Regions from separate parts of the Homo sapiens genome. Here region 1 is linked to region 2. The links are chromatin loops, found by intact Hi-C in ENCODE. Cell type or tissue: Caco-2. All regions are shown on one strand. Each heading gives the region's core, and the rest is flanking DNA. Links, peaks and the distances in the headings are about the cores only.

What was found. A loop is a pair of places that touch in the nucleus more often than their neighbours do. Peaks named below come from ENCODE experiments on the same cell type or tissue, not always from the same donor. Only the 100,000 strongest peaks of a DNase experiment are listed, where the experiment ranks them.
Region 1: it touches region 2 in a loop (7-fold over the local background); 1 of 110 quality-filtered maps calls a loop at or near these places.

Annotation. Positions count from the first base shown.
Region 1 is chr1:64,534,908-64,539,302 of GRCh38, reverse strand. All of the region lies in intron 1 of CACHD1 (cache domain containing 1), which reads right to left. Among named protein-coding and RNA genes, the nearest start is that of MIR4794, 43 kb to the left of the region's middle. In Caco-2, for the core only: no CTCF peak of the experiment used is centred there; a DNase peak (open chromatin) is centred at 2,222.
Region 2 is chr1:64,594,116-64,598,510 of GRCh38, reverse strand. All of the region lies in intron 3 of CACHD1 (cache domain containing 1), which reads right to left. Among named protein-coding and RNA genes, the nearest start is that of MIR4794, 16 kb to the right of the region's middle. In Caco-2, for the core only: no CTCF peak of the experiment used is centred there; DNase peaks (open chromatin) are centred at 270, 2,080 and 2,590; H3K4me3 peaks cover 235 bases.

The DNA of each region.
Region 1 (4,395 bases), core at 108-4,107, 59 kb after region 2:
TAGCCGTTAAAAGGATTTTTAACTGGGGAGTGACATGATAAAATAGGTGCTTTAAGAATGTTTATATTCCACATGCTCAGGGCCAGGCACCCACTTTCCTAAACTGTTCCTAAGCCTTTTCGCAAAGAAAAAAATGCAGTCCATTTAGAAATCCATTAGCATCCCAAGGGTCTGTGACAACTCTAAGAACCAAATGAACAGCATCATCTTCTAGTATGATGCTTGAGAGGCTCTGACGTTGAGTTTCCCATGTGTCTTACCTCCCCCAAAAGATTATAAAGTCCTGTGAGGGGCAGTTTTATTCAGTCTTGCAATCCCTATAGCACTTGCATGAAGTAGTGTTGGAGAATGAGACTGAGAAATACTTGTTCAAAAAATAATTTTAAAATAACTTAATGGAAAACAACTGTTGGGGTTTAAAACACAGTTGCAATGTTGCATTCTGAGATGAAGATAAGTTTTCAATACTTCGAAATATGCTACTAACTGTGAGGCTGTTTTGGATGTTTTTCTGAAGAAGTGTTCATTTATATCACGTCCAAAGAGAGAATTTTCATAAATACGATTCTGGTATATTCCTTTATTCAAATAAATACTTTTTCAGTACAATCATCAAGTACAGAAAGTATAAGTCAAAACATCACAAAACCTAAATAACTAATAATATCAAATTGCAGCTCTGTGCGAACTAGCTCTACAGTCTGGTGAAGTCATTTAGCCTCCTCCCTAGGCTTAGTTTCCCTCACATAAAAAACAGGAAATTGGGTTAGATTCTATAAAATACTGTGAACCTAAAATTTCTACTCTACCATTGTGCTAGAATTTTACTGACATGCCAATTGCTAGACTTTTGAAAAGCTACTAATGCTAAGAGTCTTTCTGTCATATGATGTCTCAAGAAAATTATATTTGCTGACTTAAATTGTTTAAAAATAATTATAAATATATCTCTGAAACTGCTGCAGGGGGGAGTACCCAAATACTGATGCGCTGAATTTTTTAAGATGAAAATTTAAATAGAATCAATCTTGAAAATGATGAGTTTAAATGTGGAAATTGAAGCCATGAGTCAAAGTAGTGAGCCTTTATGGAATAAATGTGATGCTAATATGATTACATAAATGACTCCCAGGTCCTCCTGACTATATCGTTTTTCAGGCTGTCACAGCCAGGGTGCCTGTCACGCATATCGAATGCCATGGTAACAACCCTTGCCTGTAAAGGCTGCAGCACCACATGCCATGACTCTCAACAATAATTATTAACTAACATCTTGACTGAATGATGGATTTCTGGACTCAGATGCACAATATAATCTTAATAAATAAATGCTGGGTAGAAATTTTCTTAAGTTTTTAGGGTTAAAAATAAAGGAAACATAAAATGGGGAGTTAAAAAAAAAATCTTTGCCACTTACCAGCAGGGTGGCCTTGGAGAGGTTGGATTTGCCTCCATTTGCTTATTCATAAAATGTAGGTGATAATAGCTACTTCACTGGTTTTTGTGAGGCTCAATGAAAGTATAGCACTTATTTCTTGCATATAGTAAGAGCTCAATAAATAGTAACTTTTTAAAAATCCTTCAAAAAGAACATGTATTCATAGAAATAATGTCATTTGGGACTACCTGGGTCCCATTCCTAATGATAGGAACTCCTCCAAATCAGCATTTCTGAAGCCTTCGGAAGTGACAAGACTTTTGCAAAGCTATACATTTTCAGGAAATGGCTGTGGTATTAAAGATCCAGCTATGACACTGGTAGCTCCCGGTGCCTTTATAAGCTCCGCTCCCAGTCTCAACAAACTGGCCTCTTCAAGTTCAAGTTGGGTCCTTGAGAAAGTGATTTTTTCCCCCTTGTTTATAAGACCTGATGGGAACACCTGTCTGAGAACAAGCCAAATCTCCAGTTTACTTTAGCCCAAGGTTTTGGACGCACACGCCAAGGAGGCCAAAGGAGTAAACTGAAGTTAAGAAATATGTTGCAGAGGTGCTGGTCCCTCCCAATCTAGCACCGCTCAACAAACAATTTTTTTTTTTTCTGGGCAGGGCAGCATAAGTACTGGGTGAGGGGAAAACGCAATCATCGGCTAACCTTTAAAGAGAATAGGAGGGCTGGTCTGAGACACCTTCCCAGACCTAAGCAAGCAGAGTCAAAAAAGATTAAAGCCCTTTTGGTGCTGTCACTGAATATTTACTTTCACATCATGCTGCAAATACGGTGACCCTCACAGAGGGCAACAGGACTCCTGCTCACCTAGAGAGGCAGTCTAGTGTGGGGACAAAGGTCTGGGCTTTGGATTTTCCAGACTTCAGGTATGTCAGATGTGTGTAACCCAGAACAAATTATCCAAACCGTCTGAGCCTGTTTCCTCACGGGAATTTCAGCAACATGCCTCCAACCCCACAGAGACAGAATAGATTTATCATAGCCACCTATTAGGTTTGCTCTTCAAATTAAATGGCATGACCAGCTAAGACAGCATCTGGTATACTGTTTTTGCCCAATTAAATGTAGCTGGTATTAAAACTGTTGTGGTTTTCTCCGAACATCCAACATCCAGTGTTAATCACCCATACATGTTCAGTAAATGTTTAATGACTAAATAAAAGATTTGGTACAACTACTCATTTGACAGAAGAGGAAATCAAGCGTGCAGGAGGTACGTGATAAGTGACCAACCAGAGGCAGGACCGAATACTTCTCCTAACTCTCAGCCTCCCACTATTAAATTTTTTACCATGCTAATTCGTCATGTAATTTTCAAAATCTGGCTGTACTGCACACCGAACTAGAAACTAAACGATATTTATTTACCCCTCAATGCCAGTTGGAACGGAAAGGGAAAATTTATTATCCCAAACTACTGAACAAGGACAAAACCAGAACATCAAATTATTCTCCCCACCAAGTAAATATTTAATTTGGCTTGAGTTCCTGGATGGGAAGCATTGTGTAGTGGAAAGAGCATGGGTTCTGGAAGCAAGGAAGTTGGACTCTGGCTGCTGGCTCCACATTTACTCTAGAGTTGAAGGCATATTGTTTAAATGCCTGGAGACTCCATTTTCCTATCTCCAAAAATGGGTATAATAAATCTATGTTTGGGGAGGGACTACTAAGGGAGGAATACAACATTTCTTTATGGAATGATGAAAAATGTTCTAAAATTAGATCATGTGATCATTGCATAACTAGAAACTTACTAAAAACCACTGAATTGTACACTTTATATAGGAGACTTTATGGAATGTAAACCATCTCAATAACATCAACCTTATGGTCACAGCTTTGAGGACTTAATTAGTTATTACCTACGTGAGGAATACGATGGGGAGCACAATGTAGGGGCTCAATAACAGTTGCATAAATTGGATTTCTGACGCAAAGGTGGTGGTTATCAAACTTAAGGGTACAAAACACATCTTGGATTGCTTGTTATAAAAGGCAGATTCCTAGGCCCCCCACCACCACAGATGAGTCCAGAGGCCCAGAGGAAGCCAGGGGAGGTCAGCATGTGTAAGACTCATGGAGGTGGCCCTGAGGGAGGTGGCCTACTAAACATTGCTTTAAAAGTCCTTTACTAGGGGACGTTTCAAATGGAGACATTTCTACTGTCAATTTCTTGAAATGTCAGTAATGGTCTCCCTATATTGAATTTCTGTACAAATCCAAATTCCCAGAGCTGGCTGTGGTGGCTCATGCCTGTAATCCCAACACTTTGGGAGGCTGAGGTGGGTGGATCACCTGAGGTCAGGAGTACGAGACCACCCTGGCCAACATGGTGAAACTCTGCCTCTACTAAAAATACAAAATTAACCAGGTGTGGTGGCACATGCATGTAATCTCAGCTACTTGGGAAGCTGAGGCAGGAGAATCACTTGAACCCAGGAGGCAGAGGTTGCAGTGAGCCAAGATCATGCCATTGCACTCCAGCCCGGGCAACAAGAGCAAAACTCTATCTCAAAAAAAAAAAAAAACCCTCCAAATTCCCATCAAGTATACTTAAAAGTAAGCTCTGGCTAAAAGAAATTTCTTAACAAAGAGGTGGAGAAAGACGGAGGGAGAGGGAAGAAAGAAAAGCAATATCTACTACTGCTAAACCACTTAGAGGGGGCAAAAGGGACATATTCCCAATCTTTAGATATTAACCACTTTCTACTTGTGTCCACCAAGTTCAGAATTAGAGATGAAATAAGCTTTAGTGGGCTTCCTGAGAGGACAGGAGAAAGAGAAGAAGGAACGGGCACTTTGATTTGTAATGTCTCTGCCTTAACCAACCTGAAAAGTATCTACTGGTATCCCTGTTCTACAAATGAGGAAACTAAGGCTTGGCAGAATGCATGACAAAGCAACTTCCACCAAAGTCTCACATCCAATATGCAGCAGAGTGAAACTGC
Region 2 (4,395 bases), core at 252-4,251:
TAAATTCTTACTGGTTGACTGAGTAACGAGAAAGGGCAGAGAGTTAAGTCACCAGAAAGCTCTGGGCATTTTATTTCATAATATTCATTGAACATCTACTGTATTTCATAAGAGTCTCAACTGCCGTGAGTTCTCTCACATGTGCTGAATTTCAGCCGTGCAGCATTCACTCGCCAGTCAAGTTAGCATGAAAAGCCTAGAAATCAACCTCACTCTGCTGCTTTTCTCACTACCACTGATGTGCCGGTCAGATAAAGAAGGAGGTGTCAATAGGGGCTTAAGATATACAGGGCTGGTGGACTGGCTAGGCTAGCAGGAGTAACTACTGGAAGCAAAAGTGAAGAGTGCTTATCTTTCTACCCTTCACTAACACTCCAATGCCTGCCGCTTTTTCTGGACTCCGGACTCCACACGCAGGGATAAAACATGCTCAGCCATCCTTGTTACTTTAGCTACCTCTGGTCCCCAGAGGAAGAGTCACCTTGCCAAAGACAGGAATGCATTTTATGCCCATATGCCTTTGAGAAAAGTGACTTATAAAAAGAAACATGCTATTCGCCCTGATTTGGAGAATGTGAGAAATATAAAGCTCATACTTAGGACACTTTATAAAAACATGTCACTTATTCTTAGGGGTTACCTAAAAGATTTTTCATTAAGAAGTACATTAGCTGCCAGTCACATTTATATAATTCCGGGTTTATGGAAAGGCCAAGAAGTGGTAAAATCATAGATTTTCATACAAAATGAATGGGCAATTCAACTTAAGAGGTTTGGTTTGCTTCATTCCTCATGCCTGTGCTTTTAAAAAGTTAGTAATGACAATAGAAAACTCTGATCTAAATCTCCTTTAGACCCTGACTCTATAACTGCATTCTATGCTCATTTTCATAAGATAAAACCAGTGTCTGAAATTCAGTTTCAAGAGAAATAACTCCATCTCTCCAACCCCTGTAAGTTAAAAAAAAAAAAAAAAAAAAAAAAAACAACAAAAAAAAAACTTCCTTCTGGATTTACTTTCATGAACAACTGATCGAAACTGCATCCCGAGGGAGAAAACAGAACTGTGACTCCCACTTTGATCTCTTCCCCATGGAGAAATTCACTCCCTGCCTGGCTTGCAAGATGTTCACTTGATTGACGTTTGCTCTGATGTGCAAACTGCTTTGAACTTCAGACATTTAATTCCCATCAGGCTGCAGTCATTTTTATTCTCCTTCAACAGGATTTACAAGCAGGAGATCAGCAAATGTAGAAGATAAAATAAATTTGCAGAAGCTTTGAATCTTACATCAAAACAGTGTTCAAGTGAGTTCCAATTGGATTTCATTCAGCCTCGATTCACAGTGTAAATCAACTTTTCAGTGGAGTCCCAGTTTAGAAAGAAAGAGATATAAAGACCCCGCCTCCCCTCCAGCACCCCCCCACTCACACACCAGTTGGGGTTTACTTCCTTTCTTGGTCTTTGTTTAAATTTCCTAGGGAAGGTGATTTGCCAGGCAAATCACTCAGAAACCTGGGTTTTTCTCAATATTTCCAGAGAAGTCTGCCTCATTTATCACATAGCATATAAAAATCACACCCACAGTGTCAGTTCCAAGGGCAGTGATGAAATGTGGAATTGTTCATGGATGAATTTTTAAGGTAATGATTAAAAAGCAAATCCCTGTGGAAACTGATCATCAAGTCCACACACAAAGCCAATGTAATGATAGCTAATAGGGTAGGGAATATTCTTTACTTGTTTGCTTGTTTTTAATCACTGCTAAAATGCTGAGATAAGTGCAAAAGGTTAAAAAAAATCATTTCTTCTGAAAGCAAAACTTGGTATCAGATCAGAAGTGGGTATGGAAGAAATGCTGAGAGGCTTCTGATGGGAGGTCACAACACAAGCAGGCCTTTGCTGCCAGTGCCACTGAATTACCAAGCTTTGTTTTTAGAACAGCACACGTTTTTCTGGAAAACAAAGGCGGCAAAAACCCTTCACCAGTAGCTGCAGGAGCTGCTAAAGGAAGGTTCTGGACACTGAGAAACACTCAGGCCTACTAAGCCCCTGGGCCCTAGTAACAGCCTAACAGGGTCTGGTTTACTGTGATATGACACGGAGACATATCTCTTCACCTCTATTCAACCAGGTTCCCGCTCATTCTTTCTGGGAAGCATCTGCTCTCCAAATATTTGAGCAACACCAGTTGAAAAGAATTAAACAAGAACCTCCTTATCGTCCACTTAACCACCCATGAGAATAAAGTTAAACAAAGAAAGAGCTAAGATAAAAATCAAACATCTGCACTGGCAAATATTTAAACTCTGTTTGAATGGTAGAGGAAAGGGGCAAGAGCAGGATCACTTCAAAAAGGAACTATCACATTTATAAAGTAAATAATACTCAACCCCCCCCTCGACTGAGTTTACTTATTCAAACACCTAAATAGATGGGCCAACCAAAAAGCTGTCAAATAACATGTAATCACATTCCGAGAAATAGTTTTTCCTTCCATCTCTGCAGAGATTGGAGTGATAAGTCACATTCTTTCTTTCTTATCAGTAATAAGGATTAAACCTTCAGGGTTCAGCAACTCAGCCAGATTGGAAACAAGGGCTGGTTTCAAATGCCCTTGGAAGGTAAGGCTTTCAGAGCAATAAAGTGTCTCCCTCTCTATTAAGTCTAAGTATCACACAGACCAACCATATTTCTTTTTCGCCATTTCCCTACCACAACAGATTATGGAGAGAAGGCCCTGCTGTGACCTTGTGTCTCACTTCTATATTCAAACAGATGGTATTATCATTCAATTCACTTTCTCATAAAAGCTTGGAAAATTGCACAGGTGACATCTAGGGTGAATTGGAAGTGGGCGCACAACCACATTAAATATTTATCCTTATCTTCCTCATCACCAGGTTGGACTGGGGCACATGAAGAAAGACGGGTATCTGGAAAAATCAAAGAGAGAACAGGCTGGGGAGAGCAGCTTGGTGGGGTCTGCAGGCTGCCTCTGTGATGTTCCATAGCACCCCTGTCCATCCTGCCACTTGACCTCTAATAGGGACTTGACACACTTTACAGTTATTTATTTATATACCCTTCTCCCTTGCTTGGTAGACACAAAGGGAGAGGTCTTTTCTTATGTTTCTTTATACCCAGGGCCTAGCTCAGAGTCTCCTTGTGAAGAGCAAAAGTTTAGTCAATGTCTGCTGGATAAATACACACAGAAAGCCCAAGAGGTTGAGATTTCCCAGGACTAGAGACCGGAGACTGTAAATTGGGTGTGTTCTCTCCCCTCACACATACTGAGTATTCAGTACACAGCAGACAACTGTGAGTGGTATGACACAGACACAAAAGAGAGGCACTAACAACTAAGAGTTAGCAGATGACCTTGGAGATTAACTGGTTCCATCTACCAGCACACATGCACCGAGGAGGGAAGAGTCCTGTCCATACATCTCCCTGTTCTGTTAAAGAAACAGAAAAATATAAGATGCAGAATACTTATGGCTGATTCTACAAAAGGAATACTATCCCAATGTTAACAAGTTAATAAAGCTAGAGTGTAAAGACAGATATCTACATCATCGTACCAGATAAGTCAAGTCCCCAGAAAGAGATTATAGATAGATTTTTAAATCTGGGCCTTCTTTGAAATTGCTTTGGTATTTTTCACAATAAAAATGCACAAAAAGGTTGCTTTTCAGCTAAGACAGGTTCTATTTCTTAAAGCTGGTATAGTCTGCTAGGCAGTTTTCTACAGAGATCAGATTTTAAAAAGAAAGAAAAATCACAAAACCATCTCTATTTAAAATCCATAAAAGGCAGCTGGTGAAATTCAATAGCGTAAGCAGTGAGGCAGGTTTCCCATTCTTCCTTCAATGAAGGTCACACGAAAAACGCAGGAAGCTAGATTCTCAGCAGATCCAAATGCAGGCGCTTTCTGCTATAAGGGTACTCATCAAGACTCCTAAAGATAAAGACATCTACCTAATGCACACACACAAGCACACACAGGGAAATGGCACAAATTGCTGCAGGTCAGCCAATTTAGCAACTTTGGAGGGTCATCTAGTTACCTCAAGTAGAATTCTAAGAAGGAACACATAGTTTAGCATTTCACTTGGCAGATGAGCCATTCTAATTTTACTACTGGTCAGAGTACCATTAAAAGAAAACAGCATTTGGAATCAGAAAACCTAAATTCCAAACCTGGCTCTCCAGTAAGTCCTGCCATAACCTTTCTTTCTTTTTTTTTTTTTTTTAGACAAAGTTTTGCTCTTGCTGCCCAGGCTGGAGTGCAATGGCACGATCTCAGCTCACTGCAACCTCTGCCTCCCGAGTTCAAGCGATTCTCTTACTTCAGCCTCCCAACTAGCTGGGATTACAGGCGCCCACCATCA